Linked DNA regions of Mus musculus: region 1 is linked to region 2. Evidence: chromatin contacts called from ENCODE POLR2A ChIA-PET data. All regions are on one chromosome and are shown on one strand. The core of a region is the stretch at or near the end of the contact, and the rest is flanking DNA. Distances in the headings are between cores, read along the strand shown. Region 1 holds the start of Syncrip (synaptotagmin binding, cytoplasmic RNA interacting protein). Region 2 has its middle 18 kb from the start of Gm28231.

Region 1 (3,375 bases), core at 3-2,502, 240 kb after region 2:
GTGCGCTTTTCCCGCCTGCCGCTTATAGATCAGTAACAACAGCCAGCGAAGAACAAAGCGCTCACACAAGCCACCTTCCCACCACCCAATTCCTCCACCCTTCACCCCCACACCCCAAAGCCCGCCCCCGACTCCGCACCCGGAGCGGCAGCCTCGCCACTGCGGCCGCCAGGAACCCATTAGAAACACGTGCTCTGCGCCTTCAAATGTCCTACAACTTCCTTCAACGGAAACCCACCGAGTACCGGGCCAAGACGGTCATCACCGCCTCCCAACATCAACCCGCAGTCGCGGTGCGAGCCCCCTGAACCGTGCAACCGCACCATCTCGCCCCTCAACACTGAGGCCGCCGCGGCGCCAGGCCACGGGCTTTCCCCGCCCCCCAGCGCTGCCGTCTCCGCCGTGACACATGGCTCTCCGCCCCGGGCGCTCCCGGGCGCCCGCGACCCCCAGCCTCCCGCACCCCTCGGTGCAGTGGCTGCGGCGCCGAGGCCGACAGCCCGCGCGGGGAGGGCGTTCCGCCGCCAAGCACACGCCCGCGGGAGCCGAGCACCGCCCAAGCCCGCCGGCCGGTCGCGGGACAGCACCCCGCGCCTCTCCGCCCACTCCCGCGCCGCCGGCCACGACAGCACCAAGTCCGCCGCTCGCGCTCCGCGCGGGCCATCGGGCTGTCGAGGCGCCTCCTCCCGGAGCGCCGCAGACAAAGCCCAGCCGCGGCTGCACATGGGGAGAGGAGGAAGTGGCGGCGCGGCCGCGGCCTACTCTCCGGCAGCCCCGGCCAACGTGCTCTTCTCTCCCCCTTGGAATCCATTTTCCAGAAAAGCCGGTTTCTCCCCGCGCCGCCCTCCCCCAAGCACCCTCCACAATGTCACGGAGCTCCCCTCCCGGACCCGGGGGCCCGCGGTCGTTACCTCCCCGCGGGGCTGGGGCCGAGGAATCCTGTCCGACCGGGTCGGCTGGCGGGGAACGCGTGCTCGCTGCTCCCTGTGTCCGGCGCGAGTGGAGCTGTTGTAAAATGGCGGCCGAAGCTCACGCCGCTGGCAGCAAACCCGATCCAGTTCCACTCGCCTCCGAGCGCGCTCCCGGTGCGCGCGCGCCCCCGCGTGACCCCCCTTCCCTCCCCTCCCTGGCGCGTCCGCTTCTCTCCCTCACTCCCTCAGCTCAGCCCCTGCCCTCCGACAGCTCCTCCTTCTCCCCTCGCCACCTCCGCCGGCCGCTAGCCGCCCTGTCCTCTCAGCCTTCGTCCTTCCTTCCCTGCACCTCCTCCCCCAGCTTCCCCACTCCCGTCCGCGGCCGCTCACACACGAGTGGCCGCCCTTCTTCCTCTCTGGCTCTCTCTGGCTTCACGCCCTCCCTCGCTAGCTCTCTCTCGGCCCCGTCCCCAGTCCCTGCCGAGTCGCTCTTTCTCTCTCCCGCGCTGACGTGACGACGCAGACGACGCCGCGGGACGCGCGCCCGCGAGCCCCGCCTCTCGCCCCGCCCCTAACTCCCGGTCGGGGGGGGGGGAGAGACCCCGCCCTTCCGCCGCGGCGACAGCGAGGGGCCGAGTGAATGAGAGACCCGCCCTCTGTGCGGACACTCCCTCTCGCTCCGCGGGCGGGGCCGCCGGCTCGGCGTGTCCCACTCGTTCTTTGTCAGGAGACAAGCATATCCCCACCCCGCCCTCCCCGCCCCCCACCGCCCCACCGCCGGCCTGGGCTCCGAGGGTGCCCGACGTTGGCTGCCCGCTCTGCCGGGGCTGGGGCTGTCGCCGCCGCGGCCGCCCCGCGCCCTGGGCGCTGGAGAAGCTGCAGGCGCACGTGTCCCCCGGGGCGGGGCGAGGCGAGGCAGACAATGGGGCTGCGGGGGAGGGGAGCTGCACGGGGAACGGCGGAGCTCGGGGCCACCCGGTGGCGGGGCTGGAGTTCGGGAGTCACCCCGGGGAGCCCCGGCTTCCGCTGCTAGACAATGGGGTATCCCGCGGCCCGGCGCGCGCCGTCCTCCGCTTCCACGAATACCCTGGGCGGAGGGAGGGGCGCCGCGGGTTTGCGAGGAAATCCCTGTGCCTCCGGCTCGGGGATGACAGGGAGGCCAGATTTGGAAGCTTAACCGACCCGGTGGTGTTGGATTGTGCAATATTCCGTTTCTGTCCCTGGCCTTTTAAGCAGTTAAGTGCTCCTCCTGGCACACTTTGAACAACTTGAAGCAGCACAAAGCTGCGTGATTAGGACTACTGTGAGGGAAATGTGTTTCTTTTCAAGCATCTTGGCAATTAAATGTTATGTGAAGTGACATTTCCTTTGTAACCATTTACTATGGACAAGAAAGACAAGACAAAGGCGTTTGTATCTCAGGCGATATGGATACTAATTTTATCCAGAGCGACTGTAATGAAAAATGGCATTATCCTCTTTGAAAAAAAAAACAAAAAACTACAATTAGAAAGCTACTTGTTCTTCCAAATGAGCTTTATGCTATGATAAGCCAGTAAGTAGTCCAAGGAAACTTAGATAAACACTCTTCAAAGTGCCTAGACACATAAAATTGAGCTTTTTTTCTGTTGACAGGTGGATCAAGTAGGAAATATTTCTGAAGTACTGCTATCCAAAACCTGCTTAATAAGGCTTTGCCTATCCACCGCCTACATCCCATACTACCAAACATATCCTTGCTATGGTATTTAATTAATTCAGCAAGATATTATAGTTAGTACCACAAAAGTCTGGATAATGATAGCATTGAAAAAACAACCAAAGTGGTAATAGAAAGACCGTAGGTTAAACAAGGTGGAGAAAGTTTGATACTTACAGTTCTTATTTAATGAGCCCTGAATAGAAAAGTGCCCCTCCCTAGGCAATGTCAAGAATTCTCGAATTGAAACCTCTCCTCTCCAACTCTGACCTAAATTCCTTTCATGTTTTAGACCCTTTTTTTCCCCTTGCATATTTTAAAAGATTTAATTATCTGTATGTGTGTGTCAGCATGTGAGTATGAGCATGTGAGTGCAGGTGCCCACAGAGGCAATGGATCCCACTGGAGCTGGAGTTACACGCAGTTAAGAACCAAACTTGGGTCCTCTTAAAAGAGCAGTAAGCCCCCTTAACTGCTGAGGCACGTCTCCAGCCCCCATACTTTTTTGGTTTTTTGGGTTTTTTTTGTTTTTTTTAAGGATTTCTGATAACTCCTGTGTTTCAAAAGAACCTGAGCACCAGATCCTTCCTTTAATGTGTAATCCCAGCAGGAGGAAGAGGCTAAATAGCAAGTGTCAGGGCAGCATGCTCTCTGAAAAACAAAACAGCCAACATGCACAGAGTTAGTTACCATTGACAATCATCTATTAGCATGGACAGTCATGCCTTAGCGTCCAACAGCATTAGTTGTAAAGGAATCATCTAG
Region 2 (3,541 bases), core at 314-2,813:
GAGTCCTGTGGAAGAGTTCAAGAAGGACCAAGAGACTGGAAGAGGACAGGAACCCCACAGGAAGACCAACACAGTCACTAACCTGTATCCTTGGAAGTTTCCAGAGTCTGAATCACCAACCAATGAGCAGGCACAGGCTGGACCGAGGACCTCTGCAGATATGTAGCAGATGAGCAGCTTGGTCTTCATGTGGGTCCCCCAACAACTGGAGTAAGGGCTGTCTGTTGCCTGCCTGTCTGTGGATCCCATTTCCCTAAATGGACTGCTTTGCCTGGCTTCAGTGGGAGAGGATGCCCCTAGTCCCACAGGACTTGATTGCTGGAGTGGGGGAAGGGGGGTCGTGTATCTATCGTGGGAAGCTAACACCAAGAAGGAGGCTCCACCTTGCAAAGGAGAAAGAGGGTGGAATCCGGGAGGAGGATCTGCATGAGAGGGAGGAGGGGGAGCTGATATTGGGATGTAAAGTGAATGAATATACAAATTAATAAATTTAAATTTTGAAAAGGAAAGAAAAAGAAAGCCATGCAGTTGGCTAATCGCTAAAGAAGAGTCTTTCTGCTCCTCTCCTCAGTACAGTGACTGTCCCAGTCTCACTCTGGGCTCCCAGTATCAGACTCTGCCCTCCACTAAGGAGAGCTAGCTCTCAGTATATCCTCCTGAAGGGGTCACTCCTCCACCCCCACAGTCCCTGACACTAAGCCCAGGTTTTCTTTGTCTCGCTCTCCCAGATGAGGCAGCTAGGGTCATTTGCACAGCACCTACTCCAGCCAATCAACATTCCAACAAGAGGAGAGCTGTGCTCTTAGCTAAGAACGGCTAAGAATAGACCTTAGCTAAGGTACTGCTCGAAATTGATGGCTGCTGGGTAAAGAGGGAAATTTTTCTTCAAGGGTGTGGGCTGTGGTGGATGGCCCCACACTCATGCATGTGTACAACAGCACTCACTGAGTCGAAGGAGAAGGGGGAAAGAGAAGAAAGAAGGAGAACAAGGAGGAGGAGAAAGAGGAGGAGAAGCTGGTGAACTGGATAATGTCACTTGCCACAAAAACCTAGAGATTTGCATGCAATCCCCAGCCCCATTGAAATGTGAAGGAGCGAATTAACTCCATAAAGTTGTCTTATGTTTTCCACAGGGGCCGGAGGGACGGGAGGGGGGGTTGTAAGGAGGGGAGACAGGGGTACTGGGCAAGGCTGGGGGTGGAGGGGGGCACTGTGGGTCTGGGTCCACACTCTCATCACATACACTAGCGATAAATATCTCTAAAGAAGAAGATGTGAAGGTGAAAGGGTGTGTTGGGGGTCAGGGAGAGTCGGAGGCAGGGATCTGAGGTGGATATGATCACGATACTGAATACATTTATGAACTCGTCAAAAAATTAAATTTAAAATCTTCTAAAATATCAGGGCCAGCAAGATAGCTCAGCAGGTAAAGACATAGCCACTAAGTCTGACAACCTGAGAACAAGCCCGACGACCTACAATACAGGAGACAAACAACTTCCTAAAGTTGTCCTCGGAAATCCACACATGCGCTGTAGCACTCCCATGTGCCAATGCGTGCACCGGACAGAGGAAGGTCTGCCCTGGGCTAAATTCAGCTCACCGTGCAAATACACCAAGAAACCAGCAGAGGGGGATAATGTCTAGTAAAAAGAGTAAGAGTTACCTGTCGACTGCTTCGTATTGAGGCACCACTGGGGTAACCTTCCTAAGCTAGAAGGAAAACTCAGAGAACACAAGCCTGGACACGTGTTTCCTGATTTTGTGGCGGGAGATTTCAAGGCTGCTTAATGTCTGCCCTCTGGACTGGACTATGGCAGTCTCTTAGCAGTCCTGCTGTATTCATGAATCTTTGGGATAGTTTTAAGCCCTCATCTTGGGCACTTCAGTTGTGATCAAAATATTACTAAGGCTTGAGAAAAGCAAGCGAAAAACAGTTTACAACTGATAAAATTATTTTTAATAAATTATTTATCAGTTTGATCACATGGTTGCCAGTTCATTCATATGTGTGTGTGTGAATATAGTATATATTCATACATAAATACATACATACATACATATATGTGTGTGTGTGTGTATATATATGTATATATATAAAATGTAACTTGTACTCAAACATTTAAGCTACAAAAACCAGTCATTTCCAAAAGTGACAGAAGAAAATGAACTTTTATCCAATTTTTAAAAATTTTTTTTAAAAAGAGGAAGACAGGAAATAGACAGGAATACCTTGTCTAGTTGTCCCTCTCCTTTTCCTCACCAGACCTGCTCATCAAAGGAGAATGGAAGAGGCTGTCACTCCCTTCCTCACCAACACATCCTGCCCTGTTGAGATTTGGTTTCCTCTCAGAATTACGCCTGTCAAATGAAACTAATCATGTGAATATGTGCCATCATGAGCTACTGATGAAGCACACCCTAAGCTAAGGAGCAAATCAATCGATTAATTGTGACTTCAAAGATGAAAAGTGACTGTCGAATAGTGGAGTTGGGCAAAATGTGCCAAAGAGATCACCCTCGGGCACACACCCAAACTAGCCCTGGGAATGTTCAAAGAACGGTAAATTCTTTCACAGTCTCGAAAGTGTCTCAAGTACTGTTGGCGAAGACTGAGTCATTGCTCTCTGAACACAAAGTAAGTTCCTAGGAGCCTCTGCTCCTGGTGCTGCCATTAACAGGCCAACCAGAGCCTTCCGGTTGGAAGTGTTGGTTGCTGCAGTGTGGAAACACCTTATTTAATCTATAGCAATGATCCATAGACATCAAGCTCATCCGATGCCATCAAGGTCGTGCCTGAAGCTGGATGAATACACATTTTCTTGGTAAGACACATCATGAGTTTCTTCTAAGTCAAGCACTATACAGTATTTCAGAACGGTGCTTAGAGAGCATTTTGAACAGCAAAATCACCCTTTGAAAGCAGAAACTAAGCAGACCAGAGAGGGCCCTTCATTTATAGCAGGGGACTGAAAGGAGATGGAGTGTTTGTTTGGCCTCTGCTAGCAGCCTGTGTTGGGGGTAACTCAAGCTTTATCACTTAGTTTAAGCACATATTCATGGATAATTTTCAAAGTGCTGTGCATATTGACCTGTTAGGAACTGTAGGAATGAGCATTTTTGTACCAAAATTAAAGTTTGGGGTTATTGAGAACATTTCTGTTAATGTTTGCTCACCAAAATTGACTACCATCCCCTCAATAGGGCTACATTTCCATAACAAAAGGAGACAAGCCTGAATTACAACTAGTCATTAGGTCCTTTCCCACATTAAAGTATATGCCTCTAAGGGACACTTCCTGGGGCAGCGCTGGGTCACAGCCACCACGAAGTCATGGCCTGCCATTTCGTCCCCTGAGCTCTTATCAGGAAAAACAATTGTGCCCGGTGGTCGAGATGACTGTGGGTATCCACTATTTGAAAAGAACAACACTGGTGTACTTAAGAAATAATTCTGATGGTGACACCTTTGCTGTGCACGTCTCCCCTTTGCTGACGTGACTAAACTTGCACCCTCCTGTCTCTTTTTAAACTCTTCAGA

Evidence for each region. ChIA-PET counts read pairs that join two places held with the same protein, here RNA polymerase II (POLR2A).
Region 1: POLR2A ChIA-PET joins it to region 2 with 14 read pairs in embryonic stem cell. The contact joins the promoter of Syncrip here to the enhancer-like site in region 2. POLR2A ChIA-PET finds 5 or more read pairs at or near these places in 3 of 5 experiments (Patski and embryonic stem cell).

Annotation. Positions count from the first base shown.
Region 1 is chr9:88,481,145-88,484,519 of GRCm38, forward strand. It overlaps Syncrip (synaptotagmin binding, cytoplasmic RNA interacting protein), which reads right to left and starts at 1,253. Exons shown (of 11, transcript NM_019666.2): 1 at 912-1,253.
Region 2 is chr9:88,240,153-88,243,693 of GRCm38, forward strand. No RefSeq gene overlaps it. Among named protein-coding and RNA genes, the nearest start is that of Gm28231, 18 kb to the right of the region's middle. Within about 2 kb of position 1,564, at least 1 of the 3 ENCODE cell types and tissues checked has a DNase peak (open chromatin) inside an H3K27ac peak, as active enhancers do.